Linked DNA regions of Homo sapiens: region 1 is linked to region 2. A link is an interaction called in ENCODE POLR2A ChIA-PET data of the cell type or tissue named here. Cell type or tissue: PC-9. All regions are shown on one strand.

Region 1 (4,000 bases), 270 kb before region 2:
AGGTTGAGGAGAGCAAAAGAAAAGAAAAAAAAAGGGCCCTTTAAATCCCCTGGAAGTTGCTTCAGCCAGAGGGGGAGGAGCTTGCAATAGCATAGGGAGGTGGGCAACAATGGCTACCCACCATGTGTCCGCACCGTCATAATCAGGAGCAGCAATCACAATCAGAACACAGAGCCCCAATTTTTTAAAGACAAAGCTCCTTTTGTTCACCCTGGCTCCCTTGCAACCTGCAAGCTGCTATAGGAACATGTGGACAGTTCCCTGCCACCATGCTGAGGATAGGTAACTGTTATCTTGCTACCAGCTGAAATTGACTGAAATTAACCACAATTTACCATCCAAGCCTTCTCTTGGAAGTTGCAATCCTTCAAATAGATGCCAGTGTTATAAAATAGTTACATCAAATACAAATATATATATATATATAATATATATATATAGAGAGAGAGAGAGAGAGATTGAGAGAGAGGGAGAGACAGAGAGACAGGAGAGAGAGAGAGAGAGAGAGAGAGACAGAGAGACAGGAGAGAGAGAGAGAGTGTGGGCCGGTCTCAAACTCCTGAGCTCAAGTGATTCACCCACCTCGGCCTCTAAAAGTGCTGGCATTGCAGGTGTGAGCCATTGTGCTCAGCCAAAAATAGTTACATCAAATAGATTCTGCCAGTGCAATTGTTATTTAGGTAGGGAGACGGATTCCTGATGTTTCCTGCTCTGCCATCTTCCCAGAATCCTCCTCTAATTATTTTTAAATCCACTAAGTCCACTAAATTCATTTCCCAACCCACTAATGGTTTGCAACCTGCAGCCTGAAAAATTACTGGACTAAACTATGCCAAATTGTCAGCACTTAAAAATTTTCTAAGCACCTACTATGAGTCAGCTGTGAAATCTGGCTGATGGTCTCAAGAGAAATGAGACAGGGCCCCTGGCTTCAGAGATTTTGCATTCTAGGACAGGAGTGTGGAAGAGACAGAGAAAGAGATGACTCGTCATTTGAGCATCTATGATATACCAAACTCTTTGCCAGGCACTTACACATCTGATGTCACTGGTTTTCAGACCAATTCTATGAATTAGGTCAGTGTTCCTCAAACTCTTATGTGCATAAGAGTCACCTGGGGATCTTGTGAAAATGCAGATTCCTGTTCAGCAGGTCTGGACCAGGGCCTGAGAGCCTGCATTTCTAAGAAGTTCCCAGGTGATCCCTATGCTGCTGGTCTAGGGAACACATTTTGAGTGACTAGGAGTCATGTGTTTTAAGACTTGTTTTTGTAATCCAGGTGCAGTGACACTCACCTGTAGTCCCAGCTACTCAGGAGGCTGAAGCAGGAGCATCACTTGAGCCCAGAAGTTTGAGTCGAGCCTAGGCAACATAGAGAGACCTCATCTCTTTAAAAAAATGTTTTTAATAAGAAAATAAAAATAAAACTATTTATTGACTCATTCCTACATAACAAGCACCATACTCGGCACTCAGAATGTAATAATGAAGCCACAACTTGAACGCAGAGCTCTCTGATTTCAAACTTATGCTCATACCCAAAGAAGTGGGAACAATTGTTCTCAATACACAGGAACGGAAACAATAGGAGATGGCGCTGGGAGGGAGGGTAGAGACCAGGTCAGGACCAGTCTCCAGGGCCAGGCTGGGGGACTGGTGGGCACTTTAGCTGTCATGGAGGGCATGATTTGATGCAGTCTGACTGGTGGTCAGGGTAAGCTGATGCCGCCCTTCTGAGTTCCTTGAGGCCAAAAAGCCTATGAGTCACACGGCAAGTCACTTCCAATACATGCCCCATGAGGCAGCACTTTCCGCAGTAGCCTTGAACTATTCGCTCTGTAGCTTCCAAATGAGTCTTTGGGGGCAGGTTTGCCAAATAGCACAGCGGGTCCAACCCACCAAAGGCCTCCATAGCCTGTGATCTGTCAGTCTCAGATTCTTGCCCCTCAGCAAGACACTTGGCTTAACAATCAAAGCCACCGTGGCTCTGAAATGCTCAAATATTTATTCCACTCACTGTTTGCAATTTGCTTTGTGTGATTTCTAAAGCTGGAGTGCTTCCAACCACAAGGAACAGCTTGGCAAGACCACTGCTGACTGCAAAGAGACTCAGTGCCCTTCAGCAGATACAAATGAGCACCAACCTTGTTCCATTTCCTGCAATAGGCATTAGGAGCATGGGGAGATTTGAAAATGTGATACAGAGGCCCCAATGTCATTATATGGGCTGTGTGTCCCTCTCTGCTCAGAAGTGGCTCAGAGAAAATCCAAATGGCCAGTAACCATGGCCAGCTCCATAATAAGATACAGGGAACCAAAACATCAGCAGGATGACATGATTCTTCCTTCAGAAATGTAAAAGATAGAAAACATTTGGTGTTGGAGGTGTTGTAGTGAAATAGACACCTTCATATACTGTTATTGGGAAGGCTGATTTGAGAAACTTTGGAAGCAATTTGGGAGTTTTTGTTGGGAGTCTGGACATGTTCAATGGTTTCTGACCCAATAATTTTACTTCCAAGAGCCTATCACTAAAGAGACAAACACAGGACTTGATGTAAGAATTGAGAGCTCTGTGTTCTGGGCACACATGCCTTGGAACTCTTACGGCAAGTTGTGAAGGAATCAATAGCTTGTGCGTAGTTCTCCATAGGGTATGGGACAGATCTAAAGAAATGTGCTTCAAGATACAGGTCATAAAGACCTTCCTGATAAAACAGGTTGCAGTAAAGAAGCTGGCAAAAACCAAGATAGTGACGAGAGTGACCTCTGGTCATCCTCACTGCTACACCCCCACCAGTGTCACGACAGTTGACAGATGTCACGGCAACATCAGGAAGTTACCCTACATGGTCTAAAAAGGGGAGGAACCCTCAGTTCTGGGAATTGCCCACCCCTTTCCCAGAAAACTGATTAATAATCCACCCCTTATTTAGCATATAATCAAGAAATAATCATAAACATGGGTAACCAGCCCTCAGGGCTGCTCTGCCTATGGAGCAGCCATTCTCTTATTCCTTTACTTTCTTAATAAACTTGCTTTCACTTTAAAAACAGAAAGGAAGGAAGGAAGGAATGAAGGAAGGAGGAAGGGGAAAGAAGACAGAAGAAAGGAAGGAAGGAAAGAAAGAAAGAAAGATGTGCTTGCAACCTGTTTGATGATCCTTCTTGCTCTCTCTTTTTTTTTTTTTTTTTTTTTTCTTACTGAGATGGGGCTTCACTGTGTTGCCCAGACCGGTCTTGAACTCCTGGCCTTAAGCAATCTTCTCTCTTCAGCATCCCAAAGTGCTGGGATTATAGGCCTGAGCCACCGTGCCCGGCCTCTGATCCTACTCTTGTGGCTGCCAGGCTGTTACAGCTCTAAAAACACGAGATTATATTCAGCCTCCTTCCTTGAGGGGCTCACAATCCAGTAGGGAAGAAACATGTTTACATAAAAATAACAGACTTGAGGTTGGGTGCTGTGAGGGAGGGACAGTACCAGGAACCAATCCTTACCAAGAGCCCACTGTGTGCTGGGCACCTCATTTGTGTTATCTCAGCTAAGCCCCATTCTTCTGGCCACTGTGGTTGTTTCAAGGGGAGGCACATGACTCCCCTGGTCCAATCAAATGGTTCTCTGAGATTTTACCAGGAGAGAGTAATATTTCTTCCCTCTAATACCAAGCTGTCTTCCCTCTAGAATACCTAGCTGAGCTGACTGATGGCAGCTTGGTATGGCCTAAGGACTCCTTCTTCATTGAGGCCAAAGCACAGAGAGGAGCTCAGCCAAAAGACAGAGATTCTTGACGTTGTTGTTTGAGTCCCTGGGCCCACCGCTGAGATTCCTAATTACAAGAACCAATAAACTTCACTTACTGCTGGCTTGTTTTGGGTTTCTGTCACTTGCAATAGAAAAAATCTACATGGAAACAAATACAAACATGGCAGGCAATGTGAACATGTGTCTCTTCTTGCTACTTTAAGTGCCCTTCCTTAATGCCCACTATGGCAAAGCCC
Region 2 (4,000 bases):
GATGGAGTTTCACTCTTGTTGCCCAGGCTGGAGGGCAATGACGCAATCTCAGCTCACTGCAACCTCCGCCTCCTGGGTTCAAGCGATTCTCCTGCCTCAGCCTCCCAAGTAGCTGGGATTACAGGTGTGCACCACCACACCCAGCTAATTTTTGTATTTTTAGTAGAGATGGGGTTTCACCATGTTGGCCAGGCTGGTCTTCAACTCCTGACCTCAGGTGATCCACCCACCTTGGCCTCCCAAAGTGCTGGTATTACAGGCATGAGCCACCACGCCCGGCCGAATCCATTTATTTAATATACACTTGCCAGCATGTAGCATGCTATACCATTGGCAGCAAACTTGAGCCAACAGGTGGAACTGAACCAAAATAGGTTTTTTTTTTTTTTTGGCAACAACAGCATTTAAAAAAAAATGACTTTTGATACAGGCTCTAGTTCTTCCTATTGTTATATACCCAACCTCTTAAAAATTTTCATATTTACCTGCCTGGCCCCCAGAAGCATTTGAATTTGCCTCTACTGCAATAATCTTCCTTTCTCCCAGTCTTCAGTGACTATACAAACAACATTTTAGGGCCAATTAAGGAAAAATTACTAATAACTAACTCCTTGCCTAAACTTAAAAGTTCAAAACAACAGATCAGTCCTCGTTTAGATACATTAATTATAGCACTTTTATCACTAAAATTCTTCCCTCTCCAAATAACTATTTTTGATCTTGAGCAAAGCAAATGATTTGGTTTTTTTTTCTTTAAATGATATCATTGTTTGTTTTCCTTTTAGCTAAAATCTTCATCTGCTTGTGTTAGCTCCAGTTCCAAGAACCTGAAAAGAACAGTAGATTATGTTTTTCAAAGTTGTTGGTGATCTGAGGAATGACTCTTAAGTATAATTATCATGAAAGCTTTAGAAATCTCCTGTGCAGAATTCTGCCCAAAGAGATTATGTGTGAAGAGAAATTTGGTGGCATTTGTACTCATTCTTTCCATTTAAATCAAGTTCTGTTGGGTGAATTTCATACTTGAGCCCTTTGCCTTCAGGAATTTTAACTAAGGTATAGCTCTTCGGAGTTGAGAAAGATACAGTGTCTTTTGGGTTCATGAAAATCACACACTATTAGATGTGGTCATTTTTTCCCAACAGTTCTTAATCCAGCTTATGCATAAAGAGACCATCGACTCTGAGAAGTCAAATCATTTTATTTCCAGCTTGGGAGAGATAATTTGGGTTTATTGTATTATGGTTCCCATCACCATCTTCTCAGCATTCCCATCTTCAGTTTTCCCCTGTGGCTGATGTGGGCCACATCGGGATAAGCAGTGGCCTTAACTGACCTGGCCTTTCCAGCACATGCTAACTAAGATGGTGCCAATCCCTATAACACTGTTACGTAAAGAGACCTCTCGCTGCTAGGGTAGAGACTTGGCAAATAAATGAAAGAACTAGACTCATTGGTCTCCTGCCTTCTCTTAAAATACCCACAGAAGTTCAGGTTTGAAAAAAAGCAGCACCATAAAAGAAAAATAAGTGGGAGCTAGAAAAAAAATCTCTGTTCTTTGTTATATTGAAGTGTCTTCTGAATTAATTTCCAGATTTTGAAGGAGTCCCCATGTAGCAGCCCAAGTGCTGAAGTCTAAACTGTGTCATGTCATTGCCATTCCTGTGCCCAGAACCCTTCAGGGGGTTTCCATTATGTTTAGAAAAACTCTCAAACTCCTCACCAAGGCTTCAGCCCTGTATGAACTGGCTTGTCATGCTGGCTGCTCCCCTTTCTGCTCAGCAAATTGGCTTGCTTTTTGTTCTTTGACCATAGTGAGGTTATACCTACCTCAGGGCCTTGCACTTGCTGTTTTCTTTCCCTGGAATATGTTTCTTCCACATCTAGGCATGGCTGGCTCCCTTTCGTAGTTCAGGGCTCAGCTCAAATGCTGCCTCTGTGGGAGCCTTCTCTGACCACTACATCTAATGAGCCCCTTCCCCTAAATCACACTCAAGTCACTCTTTATTCCAATACCTAGTTTAGTATCTTTAATAGTACTTACTGCTGTTAGATATTATCTTATTTGTTTGCCTGCTTATTCTCTTTCCTGTTTAGCATTTGTCTCACCCCACTGGAATGTAAGTTTCATGAAGATAGGATCTACCTTGTGCACTGTTATCTCCCCAAAGCCTGGAACACCACCTTTAGTTGGCCCTTAAGGCATTTGTGTTGAGCACATGAAGTAAAGGAATATAATATTTAGTTTGCTGTAAGATTTTAAAGTCCCACGTAACATAATCCTTTTCCTAAATTATCTCTTGAGCTGGAAGGAAAGCCTAAAGATTCTGTATTGGTGTATGCAGATTGTCGTATAGCTTGTAGTCAATGCGTGTATGCAAGGCAGCCTGCCTTTAGCCTGATTTCCAACTCTTTCAGGCAACCTGAACCAGTTTGTTTTAGCCATTGCTGAATCTCAGTTCCTTCAGCTAGACAGTGAGAGATTTTGTAGATGACCTCAGAGACCTATTTTTGCTTTTGGATTTTAAGCCACAAGATTCAGTCATATGAAGGGAAATTAACACTGCTCTTCCCTCTCCCCAAAGAGAAGATTGACAAATGAATGTAAGAATAACTGCTATCTTTTCCTGTCTGGATCTCTTGAAAGTAGAAAAAAAAGTTACTTCATGTGTAGAGATCTAGGCTGGAAAGGGGAAAATGGTCATTTCCCATCCTTTTGAAAATGGTAAGCAAATAGTTCTCAAGTGAATGAAGCATGCCAGACATCCAAAAATAGAGTGAGGAGATTGCAATTTCAAAATATCTGCAGTGATTAGTGACTGTTCTCTGCTAGAGAAGTACCTAGAGGTTTATCTTTTTTTGCTGATTCTATGGGAATTTTGATCACCTTCATATACTACCAAATGACAGAATCAGGGATGAAAATGACTCATTGCAAAACAGGATGAAAGCCAACAAGCTAAGAATCATTTGCTATATTCTAAAGTAACTAACTTCTCCCTTTTAATTTATTTATTCATTTTTTAGAGAATAAATAAATAAGGTCTTGCTCTGTCTTACTCTGTCTCGCTCTGCCCAGGCTGGAGTGCAGTGGCTCAATCATAGCTCACTGCAGCCTCAAACTCCTGGGCTCTATTGATCCTGCCACCTCAGCCTTCCAAGTAGCTGGGGCTACAGGCATGAGCCACTGTGCCTGGCCAGCTTCTCCCTTTTTGAATTAATCCTAAAAGTATAAAACATCCAGTGGTGGGATGGAGCTCTAATCTTTGCTGAAATCATTTCCATGTGAGAGGTTAACAAAGGCCTTCATGGTGTTTGTAAGTTTTGTGTTTTTTCTTTCATTTCTCCATATTCTCTTCCATTCCTTAAGATGTATGTCAAGTCCAGAACTGTGAGAAATAAATTTCTGCTGTTTAAAAATATGTATGTCAAAATCAAGCTTGGGTACCAGTTCCAGAAAACTCAAAATAACAGTAATGAAGGTCAGGGCCGATGGGCCAGCTAGCCCCTGGTACCAAGGATCCTCACTTCTGTCTTGTTGCTCTCATGGTCAGTATGGCTGCAGAGGTTCCAGCTGTCATGTCTGCATTCCAGTCAGTGAGCAGAAAGAAGAAGTGAGGGAAGGCAAGCCCCTTTCCTTAAAGATACTTCTCAGAAGTTGCCCTTCTATTTATATATCCTGGGACCAGAACTTGACCCACGTGACCACACCTAGCTGCAAGGATGGCCCTGTGTCCTGCAGGAAAATGCGAGTTCTTTTATTAAAGAGGAAGAGAATAGCTAATGGAGTAAACTGGCAGTTTCACAAGATGACTCTCTTGGAGCCAGTCGTGAGCCGGCAACATAATTCTGGCTGGTTTCTCACCTCAGAGGCCTTGTTTTACCTTCCTCTGGCCCATTGTGATGTGTAGAGCAAAAGCTTAGATCACATTTCATGTTGCAGTCGCAGGTCCGTAAAGCATCTGGAATTCTCAACAATGTTGTCATAGTGACTGGTAGG

What was found. ChIA-PET counts read pairs that join two places held together with the same protein. Peaks named below come from ENCODE experiments on the same cell type or tissue, not always from the same donor. Only the 100,000 strongest peaks of a DNase experiment are listed, where the experiment ranks them.
Region 1: POLR2A ChIA-PET joins it to region 2 with 5 read pairs; 2 of 35 experiments call an interaction of 5 or more read pairs at or near these places.

What each region holds. Positions count from the first base shown.
Region 1 is chr16:19,329,157-19,333,156 of GRCh38, forward strand. No RefSeq gene overlaps it. Among named protein-coding and RNA genes, the nearest start is that of LINC02858, 3.0 kb to the right of the region's middle. In PC-9, no CTCF peak of the experiment used is centred here; DNase peaks (open chromatin) are centred at 935 and 1,795; H3K27ac peaks cover 2,105 bases.
Region 2 is chr16:19,603,751-19,607,750 of GRCh38, forward strand. The region is part of intron 9 of VPS35L (VPS35 endosomal protein sorting factor like); the gene reads left to right. Among named protein-coding and RNA genes, the nearest start is that of VPS35L, 50 kb to the left of the region's middle. In PC-9, no CTCF peak of the experiment used is centred here; DNase peaks (open chromatin) are centred at 1,781 and 2,141; H3K4me3 peaks cover 445 bases; H3K27ac peaks cover 2,627 bases.